2 separate regions of the Homo sapiens genome follow, and region 1 is linked to region 2. A link is an interaction called in ENCODE POLR2A ChIA-PET data of the cell type or tissue named here. Cell type or tissue: HepG2. All regions are shown on one strand. Each heading gives the region's core, and the rest is flanking DNA. Links, peaks and the distances in the headings are about the cores only. Region 1 overlaps PTPRA (protein tyrosine phosphatase receptor type A). Region 2 has its middle 2.9 kb from the start of UBOX5-AS1.

Region 1 (5,377 bases), core at 70-5,069, 160 kb before region 2:
ATTCTAGATACTTCCTTTTGACCTATTTACCAGCTCACTAATTCTCTCTTCAGGTATATTTTACCTGTTCTTAAATTTATCCATTAAGATCTTTTTTTCAGATCTGCTATTACATTTTTATACCATTCTTGACTAAAATTCTTAATGCTACAGGACTGTTCTTCTTGTCTGTTTCTTACTGATTCTCATGTTGCCTTTTTATGGACTAGACACTGTAGTTTTAAAATTATTTATAGAAATGACCTGAGACCTATGATATATTTTTCAAGAGAGGATTTACGTTTGTTTCTAGCTTTGCCTAGGAGTCTTCAATCATTTTAATTCAGTTTCAGGGACTGATTTGCTTTTAAGCAGGGCTGTAGTCCCTACAGGGGTGGTCAACTTCATTTCACTACCTAATATACCTATTATGTGTGGAGTACTTTGCTAGATGTTGGGTAGGTCTTGTGAGCAGAGCAGACCTCTCTTTGGTCTGTATGGAGCACGGAGCTTGATTATAATTGGCAGGTGTGTGTGTGTGTGTGTGTGTGTGTGTGTAAATAAATAAATATTTATTTATTTATTTATTATAGGCCGGGTACAGTGGCTTACACCTGTAATCCCAGCACTTTATGAAGTCAAGGCAGGTGGATCACTTGAGGTCAGGAGTTTGAGGCCAGCCTTGCCAACATGGTGAAACCCTGTCTCTTCTGAAAATACAAAAATTAGCCAGACGTGGTGGCAGGTGCCTGTAATCCCAGCTACTCGAGAGGCTGCGGCATGACAGTCACTCAAGCCCGGGAGGTAGAGGTTGCAGTGAGCTGAGATTGTGCCACTGTAATCCAGCCTGGGTGACAGAGTGAGACTCCATCTCAATATATATATGCGTGTGTGTATATATATATATCTATATCTTTAAGATAGATATATTTATATAGCTAAGTAATTAATAAATATATTAAGTTCTATGAAAGCAATGAGTAGGCTGCTATGGTTGTGAATATTTGGACTACACAGGGGATAAGAATGGGTCTACCATAATTAGCAGGGACAGGTTTTGTTTAAGCCAAAAACTAAGAGGGCTTAGAACAGAAACCGCCAGGCAGAAGCAGTTACCAGTGTGAAGACTAGATGACAACCAAAAAAGTATGTGGGAGGAGGGAGGGGAGGTTGCGCAGTGGGGAGTTGAGATTGACTTAGAACTGTATTAATGAGCTTTCCCCCCAACCCCCATTTTTCTCCCATTTACCTTCAGAAAAATTAGTGATTTGGCTACCAGTGAATCTAGGCTCCAGGTGTAGCTCTGTAGTTTTGGACTAGTTACCTAATTCTTCATTCACAACAAAACAGAAGGAGAGAGGAAAAAGAGAGCAAACATGGAATTGGGATGGGAAGTAAGAGAGCACATGAGGAGAGAGACTATGTCAAGTTTCTTCGTATTCCTTTTTTAATTACAGAAGAAAAGATGGGATAAAAATATTCCATCTTATTTCTCTGTTTAAAAGAAAGAGTAGGCCGGGCATGGTGGCTCACACCTGTAATCCCAGCACTTTGGGAGGCTGAGGCAGGCGGATCACAAGGTCAGGAGTTTGACACCAGCCTGACCAACATGGTGAAACCCCATCTCTACTAAAATTACAAAAATTAGCCGGGCGTGGTGGCGCATGCCTGTAATCCCAGCTACTTGGGAGGCTGAGGCAGGAGAATCGCTTGAACCCGGGAGGCAGAGGTTGCAGTGAGCCGAGATCACGCCACTGCACTCCAGCCTGGGCAACAGAGCGAGACTCCTTCTCAGAAAAAAAAAAAATAATAATAATAAAATAAATAAAAGAAAGAGTAAATGAATCAAAATGAAGAGAAGCCATTTTATCTGCCTCCTGGATGAAGAGTTTCATTGATGAACCTGAAATGTTTTGGTTAACATGAGAAAGGAGGGTGAGAAGATGCCTGAGATGTGAGCTCCTTGAGGACAGGAGCTGCTTTCTCTCTCCAGCCTGGCACAAGACAAGGAACTTAGTTGAATGAATGAGCAAATAAGTGGTTCTCTGCTTTGAAGGAACTTGGACTGTCATTACCTTGCAAATCAGGTTTACCATTTATTTGCTTTATATAAGTTCCAGAAAGAAACTATTTCCTCTCATAATATTACTACCCTAAACTTCTGGTCTGATCTATGGATTGTAGAGCTTAAATTTCCTCAAACCCCAACAGTCAGAGATTGTTACACCAAGATAAATAGCATATTTCTCAGCGCCTTGTATTTTCTGTCTTTGGCCACAGACCTTAGGACTTAGGCTGATATTTGAGAAGGAAAAACTGGAATTTAGTAGAATTATACTTCCTGTATCTTAATTTTCCAACTCTTATATAAGGTTTGCTTTTTCTAGAGAGAGACTAATCTGGAATGAGAATGAATTCTCATCAGTAAAGGCAAAGCTTTAAGTGGGTCATCTGACTTTGCTTTTGTGCTCTACATTCACCCTGCTCATAAAAGGTCCTTTCATGAGTTTTCTAGGCTTTCATCACTGCCAGCGTCTCCACAGGCATTGTGAAAGTATTAAACTTCCTACCCTCCCCCATGCTTGTCTCATGGACTCTTTCGTAGAGTGCACAGTGGACTGTGTTTAGCTCAGCAGGAACTCTTTGCAAACACTGAATACATGAACAACCCCCCTGGAAAGATAAGAGATTTCAGTATTGCTTGGTGTCATAGCCGCAGAAGTTAGTGTCTGCCAGTATCTGATGAATATGGTGACTTGCAGCCTAATTTTTGTGAAATTATGAGGCCAAAGTTTAAGAAGTGTTCATGTTAAAGTTACTTATATATAAAATTTGCCTATCGATAATTTCTGTCAATAGGAGGTTGATGAATGCTTCACATAACCTAGATACTCCTAATTAACTGTTTTTTATTTCTTTTTTTCTAGGACACATGTTCAAAGAGCATAATTAACTTTTTAAAAGAAGCTAGTAAGTACTGAAATAGTTTTTTAAGTTTTTTCTACAAGAATAGAGGAAGAAAGGAAACATGGAATTCTGAAGGGCTACTTAGCAAGCTGCTTATGGCATAATCTGGGGTGGGGGTGCATAGTAAAGGATTTGCATTTTACTGAGACCGATACATGTCAAGGGAATGGTATTTAAAATTAGTGATATGTGTTGATTTTTCAAGGACTATAGCCCATCAACTACAATAGGCTCCAAAAAATTCTGGTGAAATTAGCTTCTTGGAGCCTTCCAGTTTACCTACTATGTTATTCCCACTATAAAATATTCTCAACTTTTGGGGTTTTAGCCACTTAAGTTTTTTATTTTCTCTAATGTCTCTAGTATCTGCTTTAGTTTCCTGTCAATGCTAGACTCTGTGGTTCAGCAGTTCATCCATTCTCTTCCCAGTACTCAACCTCGTTGCTTATAGTTTCATTACATTCATCTAGCAAAACCTTAATTCTGTATGTTTGCCATACCATTAGTGCTTAGAGCATTTTTTCAGAAAAGAATCCTGGAAAAATGGATCTTATCTCACCTGGGCCCTCAGGACTGCTGGGCTGCCTGGTGTCAGCACTTCCCGCCATTTTCTATAGCACCAGTATTATTCTTAATACTTTAAAAAACCACCAGGCACGGTGGCTCACGCCTGGAATCCCAGCACTTTGGGAGGCCAAGGTGGGCGGATCACAAGGTCAGGAGATCAAGACCATCCTGGCTAACACAGTGAAACCCTGTCTGTACTAAAAATAGAAAAAAATTAGCTGGGCGTGGTGGCGGGCACCTGTAGTCCCAGCTGCTGGGGAGGCTGAGGCAGGAGAATGGCGTGAACCCGGGAGGCGGAGCTTGCAGTGAGCCGAGATTGCACCACTGCACTCCAGCCTGGGTGACAGAGCGAGACTCCGTCTCAAAAAAAAAAAGTAAATAAAAATAAAAAACCATATCCCACTATCTCCCCCTTCTCTCTTTGCCTGTGATCTTGCTGCATACTTATGGGGAAATCTTTAAGATGTCAGATTTCAGTTCTCTCACTTTTCTACAACTTCTCCCACTTTTGCCTTTCTTATGTACCTTCCCTTCCTTCCCATCTGATTCCTTATCAGTATTTACACATGATTAGTTCTTGCCTAACCTAATAGACCCTTTCTTGAGTGCAAATCAGTGGCTATTTTTGCTAGGGTATAAAAATTACCTATCTAATCACCTTGACAAAGTTACCCTGTTATTTCCAATAACTTACTTCCTATGGATTCTTGTAGATTTTCTTTTTTTTTTTTTTAATTTTTTTATTTTCAGATGTTTTCTCGCTTTGTCACCATGCCTGGCCTAAATTCTCGTAGGTTTTCTATGTAAACAATCAGATTTTCTGCAAGTATTAGTCTCCTTTCTAATTGTTATAATTTTAATTTCTTTTTCTTTTTAAAATTTTTCGTAGAGACAAGGTTTTGCTATGTTGTCCAGCCTGGTCTTGAACTCCTGGGCTCAAGCAATCCTCCCATCTCAGCCTCCCAAAGTGCCATTACAGTGGCATGAGCCACTGTGCCTGGCCAAATTTCTTTTCTTGTTGCGAAGGCAGACTTTTCATACAATACTGAATAGAAGTGATAGTAGATTACTTTATTTCTGATTTTCAAAGGAATGCTTTCCGTTTCTCTCTGTTGAAGATAATTGCGTATTGTTTTTTTTTTTAAATAGTAACTTTTATCAGGTTAAGGAAGGTTTCTTCTATTTCTATTTAAAAGGATTTTTTAAAATCTTGAATTCATATGTTTTTATCTAATGCATTTTCTACATCAGTTGAAATGGTTGTATGAACTCTTTTAATATGGGTGAATTATATTTATAGATTTTATGTTAAAATATCCTTGTATATCTTGGATAAACTCAACTGGATCATGATTTATCTTTTTTATATGCTAGATTCAATTTGTTGATACTTTGTTATGATTTTTGAATATATATTATTGTGTAAAAGTGAGCCTGTGATTTTCTTTCTTGTAATGTTTCTGTCCAGTTTTGGTGCCTGGTTTTGCTCTCTCCTTAGAATGAGCTGGGAACTAGTCACTCTTGTTTTCTCACCTATAATAGCATCTGGGTCCAGTGTTTTTTATGTGGGACAAATTTGAACTTGTGGTCAACCTCTTTAATTGTAAGAATATTCAGGTCTTTTGTTCTTCCTGGGCTAGTTTTTTATTCTTTTTCTAGAGATTCGTTCATTTTTCTTAGTTTTATTTGCCTATAATTGTGGATAATCTGTTTTTTATCTGCTACTTCTGTAATTATTTCCACATTTGATTTATAATATTAACTTGTGGGCCAGGCGTCGTGGCTCACACCTGTAATCCCAGCACTTTGGGAGGCCGAGGCGGGCGGATCACGAGGTCAAGAGATCGAGACCATCCTGGCCATC
Region 2 (5,309 bases), core at 310-5,309:
GCCATTTTATGATGCTCACAGGTTCTGACGGTCACAGTGAACACCTTTTATCTGTTCCACAATGTCTGGGGCCTCCACAGGAAGGAGGGGCGGGCTACAAGCTGAAATCACCTGGGCCTTCTTCATTCACATGCCTGGGCACTTGGGCGGGAGTTGCCCAAAGGCTCAGCTCAGTTGCAGTGCTGTTGCCTGGACTGCCTGCTTTCCTGTGAGTTGGATTCAACCTTTTTTTTTTTTTTTTTTTTTTTTTTGAGACAGGGTCTTGCTGGAGTGCAGTGGCAAGATCTCAGCTCACTGCAACCACCACCTCCCAGGTTCAAGCAATTCTCCTGCCTCGGCCTACTGAGTAGCTGGAATTAGGCACCCGCCACCTCACCCAGCTAATTTTTGTATTTTTAGTAGACTTGGGGTTTCACCATGTTGGATAGGCTGGTCTCGAACTCCTGACCTCAGGTGATCCACCCATCTTGGCCTCCCAAAGCGTTGGGATTACAGGCGTGAGCCACCGCGCCCAGCCTGGATTCACTCTTGAAGCCATTGAATGGCAGCTCAGGGCTTCGATGAAGAGTGAATCTCCAGAAAACAAGGGCAGAGTGACATGGCATTTTATGTTAGCCTCAGAAATCACAGAAGGTCAGTGTTGCCACGCTTTATAGGCTGAAGCAGCCACAAGCCTATCCAAGGTCAAGAGAAGGAACAGAGCCCACTTTTGGCTGGGAAAGTGGGCCAAATAATTGGCAGCCAATAATTTAAAATAATCAGTGGCATGAAGCCAGGAGGAAAGGAGACTAAGCTTTGGAACAGATTTTTTCAAGGTGGAAAAATCCAAGGTTGAAGAGAAAGGTGGACAAGCAGCTGCAGGGAAGCCGTGAGGGAGGCAGCTAAAAGCAGCCGTCTAAGCAGCACTGCCGAGTCACTCCACAGTGCCAACCACACACCCAGTGCCAACCACATTCTGGCCACGGAAGCGGTTTCACTCTCAGACTGAGTTGCAGGGGCTCGCAGCTTTGCAGGTGTTGTAGACCCACCTGGGCCACGCCCAAGCCTGTCCCTGGGTTTCTTCAGTAGAGGAAACATTTAGGGTTTAGGCCACTTCGCATCATTTCCATCATCTCATGATTGAAGGTCAATTCGCCGAGGCTGTCGCATGCAGACACGCGTGCCTGGTATCTCATTCCCCCTATTGCTCACACTTCACTTTCCCCTCCTCAGTCCCAGAGGCCGGACCTCCCCAGCTTGATGTCATCCTTTGGGTGGAAGGGAGGAAGGCAGGTGAGAGGGGCTCTCTCTGGAGGCTCCTGGTTTCTGAGACAGGCTAATTACAGGCTTCCTAATTAATGAGCCATGGGGTTGCATTTCATCCGCTGAGTCAGAGCTGGTGTCTGGGCCCTGGGCCCAAGGGAAGGGTATCAAGAATCATGGGAGGGGGAGGCCAGCCTGTGCCTCTGTCTCCCCATGCTGATTCCCTGTCCCCTCCCTTTTCAAGCCCAGTTCTCTCCAGCAGTTTAGAGGACATTGTAGGCCTCAGCCCAGCTTTGCTCCCAACTCCCGCCTCTGCTTACTGACCTTCCTGGGCCTGTTCCACTGTCTGCCCTTCACACCTTCCCACTCCACCAGGACCACGCAGGCCTCCTTTGGTTACCGACTCTCACAAGGTTTTCCAACACCCAGTTTAGTTTCTCTTTCAAATTGGATCTTCTTTGGCCACGTGTATCCCACACTGGGGGCTCTGGAGAGAGGCAGTGCACTTCGGTAGGATCCTAATACCCAGAGCCCTGGGTCGTAGATAGGGCCGTTCTTGAGCCCGTCTGTGCGTCCTCCTCCCCACACCCTTCTCTCCCAGGAACTGCACACGACGAGTACTTTTCCATTCACATTTCAACCAGGAGATTCATCTATTTACATGAGACTAACTCCGCTGAGCCTTTATGGGGGAAGCATCTTTTATTTTTGTGCCTAGAGGTGTAATACTGAATTTCAAAGGCTGTGCTGGAGCCTGGTCATGAGGTTGTTATTCCATAATTAGACTCTGTTGTGCCTCTGGTTCTGGATTGCACAGTGGATTTGAAATCAAGTGAAGACATTTCTGTAGGTCGTGTAGGCAATCAGAGGGGCTCTTTGTGGTCTGAGCCTCTGTTTCATCCTAACTCCAAGTGGGGATTAAATAAGATAATACATAGGCATTTAGTGCAATGCCTAGGACATTGTTTATTCAATATATAAACTTTTATTAAAGCTTTTGAATGCAAAGGTTTTTAACATGCATGGATGGCCTTCAAGGTCTCCATAATCTCCTTGATAAAATCATGCATGTGTAAAGCACTTGCTTCTGGGCCCATAGGCTGGACACAGCTGGCCCCTCCACAGAGGGTGACATGGCTCCTCAGCCCTGCAAAGATTGGCTCTGGGTGCCCAGGCTGCCTGCTGGTGGGGCTGGAATTCTTTTCATATTTTTTCAGGGGATCTTTGGACTAGAATCCTAGATGTAGGATGGCTGGGTAGAAGGGTACATGCATACGTGACTCAGCCAGATATTGCCACATTCCCCGCCAAAGATTGTACCCTTTGTATTCTGAGCATTAGTATATGACAGCTCCTGTTTACCTGAAGTCTCACCTACAGATTGTGACCAAACATGGAGATTTTTGCCAATCTGCTAAGCAAGAAGTAGTTTTTCATGGTCCTCTTTATTTCATCATATTATGAGTGAGGCTGAACATTGTTTACATGTTTAAAAGCCATTTGTATTTCTTTGTGAATCTGTTATTTTTAGAAGCTATATGTTATGGGTATTAACCATTTAATACAGGTTGCAAATATATTTTCCAAGCTTGTAATTTTCGTTTTTACTTGCTAATGAATTTTGCCATGTAAGAGGGTTTTTGGTTTGTTTTGAGACAGGGTCTCCCTCTGTCGCACAGGTAGAGACAGGGTTTCATCATGTTGCCAGGCTGGTCTCAAACTCCTGACCTCAGGTGATCCGCCCACCTTGGCCTCCCAAAGTGCTGGGATTACAGTGGCTCGATCTCGGCTCACTGCAACCTCTGCTTCCCAAGCTCAAGTGATTCTCTTGCCTTGGCCTTCTGAGTAGCTGGGACTACAGGCATGCACCACCATGCCTGGCTAATTTTTGTATTTTTTTTAGAGACAGGGTCTCCCTGTGTTGCCCAGGCTGGTCTCAAACTCCTGGGCTCAAATGATTCTCCCTCCTTGGCCTCCCAAAGAGTTGGAAGTACAGGCGTGAGCCACCACGCCCGGCTGTTTTTTTTGTTTGTTCTATTTTGTTTCTTAAGGTAGTCAAATCTATCAGTCTTTTTCCTTACTGAATCTGAATTTTTTTGTTTGTTTGTTTTAGATGGAGTTTTGCTCTGTCGCCCAGGCTGGAGTACAGTGGTGCCATCTCGGCTCCCTGCAACCTCTGCCTCCTGGGTTCAAGTGATTCTCCCACGTCAGCCTCCTGAGTAGCTGGGATTACAGGCACCCGCCACGACGCCGGCTAATTTTTGTATTTTTAGTAGAGACGGGGTTTCACCATGTTGGCCAAGGTGGTCTCTAACTCCTGACCTCAGGTGATCCGCCCACCTTGGCCACCCAAAGTGCTGGGATTACAGGCGTGAGCCACCGCATCTGGCCTGGATTTTGAATTAGGACAGTTTTCCTCACTCCCAGGTTGCGAAGGAGTTCTCTCGTTTTCCATTTATCTCTAGTTCTTCCATGGTTTCATTCGCCCAGTGACTGCAGCGCCACCTGTGGAAAGGTCAGTTTTCCACCATTCCTGCCTTGCAGTACACAAAATTTCCATGTGTAGTTGGGCCTGCCTATGGGTTTTTCATTCTGTTCTGTTCATCTGCCTGTGTATTCGTGGGTTAGTTCTCCCCACCCACAAACCAAACTGTTCTTTTTCAGAGTTTTCCTGGCTACCTTGACTTATTCTTACAAATGAGCTTTATTTTTATTTTTTTTTGAGATGGAGTTTTGCTCTTGTTGCCCAGGCTGGAGTGCAGTGGTGCGATCCTGGCTAGTGAGATCACTTGAACCTCTGCCTCCCGGGTTCAAGCGATTCTCCTGCCTCAGCCTCCTGAGTAGCTGGGATTACAGACGTGCGCCACCACACCCGGCTAATTTTTTGTCTTTTTAGTAGAGACAGGGTTTCACCATGTTGGCCAGGTCTCAAACTCTCGACCTCAGGTGATCCACCTACCTCGGCCTCCCAAAGTGCTGGGATTACAGGCATAAACCACCGTGCCCGGCCTACAAATGAGCTTTACAAGAAGAGTATCTAACGACAAAGGCAAATGTCCATGAGATAGTGTTAGAAATAGCAGGCAACAGACCCACACACTATATACCTAGAAATATTTTTTTCTTTACAGAAAAACATTGAAAGGGAAAACATCAAGATGTTTGTGTGGTGCTCACTTGATAGCCGGGTTAAGGGTAGCGTTATCCTATTATTGGTGAAAACCCGGAGGGAATAAACTTGACCCTCCCAAGTCTTCCTCCTTTGTCCTCACCTTAGTCCTGTGCCACTCTGGAGATCTTGTCACCCCTCTTGGCACAGACAGAGCCATTTCAGGCACCTCTCTGCAAGGGAGGGAGTGCATTACAGCCAGGTGGAGCCTGGGTGCACCGCTTCTGCCCAGCGGGGGAGGAAGGCAGGTGGGGTTCAAGCCTGTCTGATTTTGTACACCATTGTTTTGCTCTCCTGCCCCCATGGGGGGGGGGGCTTTCCTCCTCTCCCAGGTGACAGTTCATAAGAGGGAAGGGCGACAAGCTCTTATTTTGGCCCAGCACTGTCCAGGAGAACTTTCGGTGATGGTGGAAATGGTCTCTATCTGTGCTGTCCAATATAGGACCCACCTGTGCTGATCATAACTCCCAAAACAGGATCCCCATCACCATAATCCTAAATGTTGAAATCCTGAAAGATCAAAATCCCTGAAGTCTGAAATCCTAAAAATCACAATCTCAAAAGTCCAAATTTAAGAAGACTTAATTGTACCTAATTTCAAATCTGTCACTTATGGTTTGGGGATTCAATTAGACATCAGGGATTTTAGACTTCAGGGATTTTGATCTTTAGGGATTTCAACATTCGGTGTTATGGCCTTTGGGACTGTGTCTTTTGGGATTATGGCCGAAACCCAGTAGCCACTAACCCCATGTGACTATCAAGCACTTTAAATGTAGGTGGTGTGAGTAATGAACCGAGTTTAAAAATTCATTTACTTTTAATTAAATAGCCACTGTGGCTAGTGGCTACTCTACTGGACAGTGCGGTTTTCACTAATTCACAACCCAGCCCTGCC

What was found. ChIA-PET counts read pairs that join two places held together with the same protein. Peaks named below come from ENCODE experiments on the same cell type or tissue, not always from the same donor. Only the 100,000 strongest peaks of a DNase experiment are listed, where the experiment ranks them.
Region 1: POLR2A ChIA-PET joins it to region 2 with 5 read pairs; 2 of 35 experiments call an interaction of 5 or more read pairs at or near these places.

The regions. Positions count from the first base shown.
Region 1 is chr20:2,945,076-2,950,452 of GRCh38, forward strand. It overlaps PTPRA (protein tyrosine phosphatase receptor type A), which reads left to right. Exons shown (of 24, transcript NM_001385305.1): 3 at 2,907-2,949. Among named protein-coding and RNA genes, the nearest start is that of PTPRA, 74 kb to the left of the region's middle. In HepG2, for the core only: no CTCF peak of the experiment used is centred there; a DNase peak (open chromatin) is centred at 2,536; H3K4me3 peaks cover 1,069 bases.
Region 2 is chr20:3,101,323-3,106,631 of GRCh38, forward strand. No RefSeq gene overlaps it. Among named protein-coding and RNA genes, the nearest start is that of UBOX5-AS1, 2.9 kb to the right of the region's middle. In HepG2, for the core only: CTCF peaks have their summits at 2,414 and 3,752; DNase peaks (open chromatin) are centred at 2,539 and 3,760.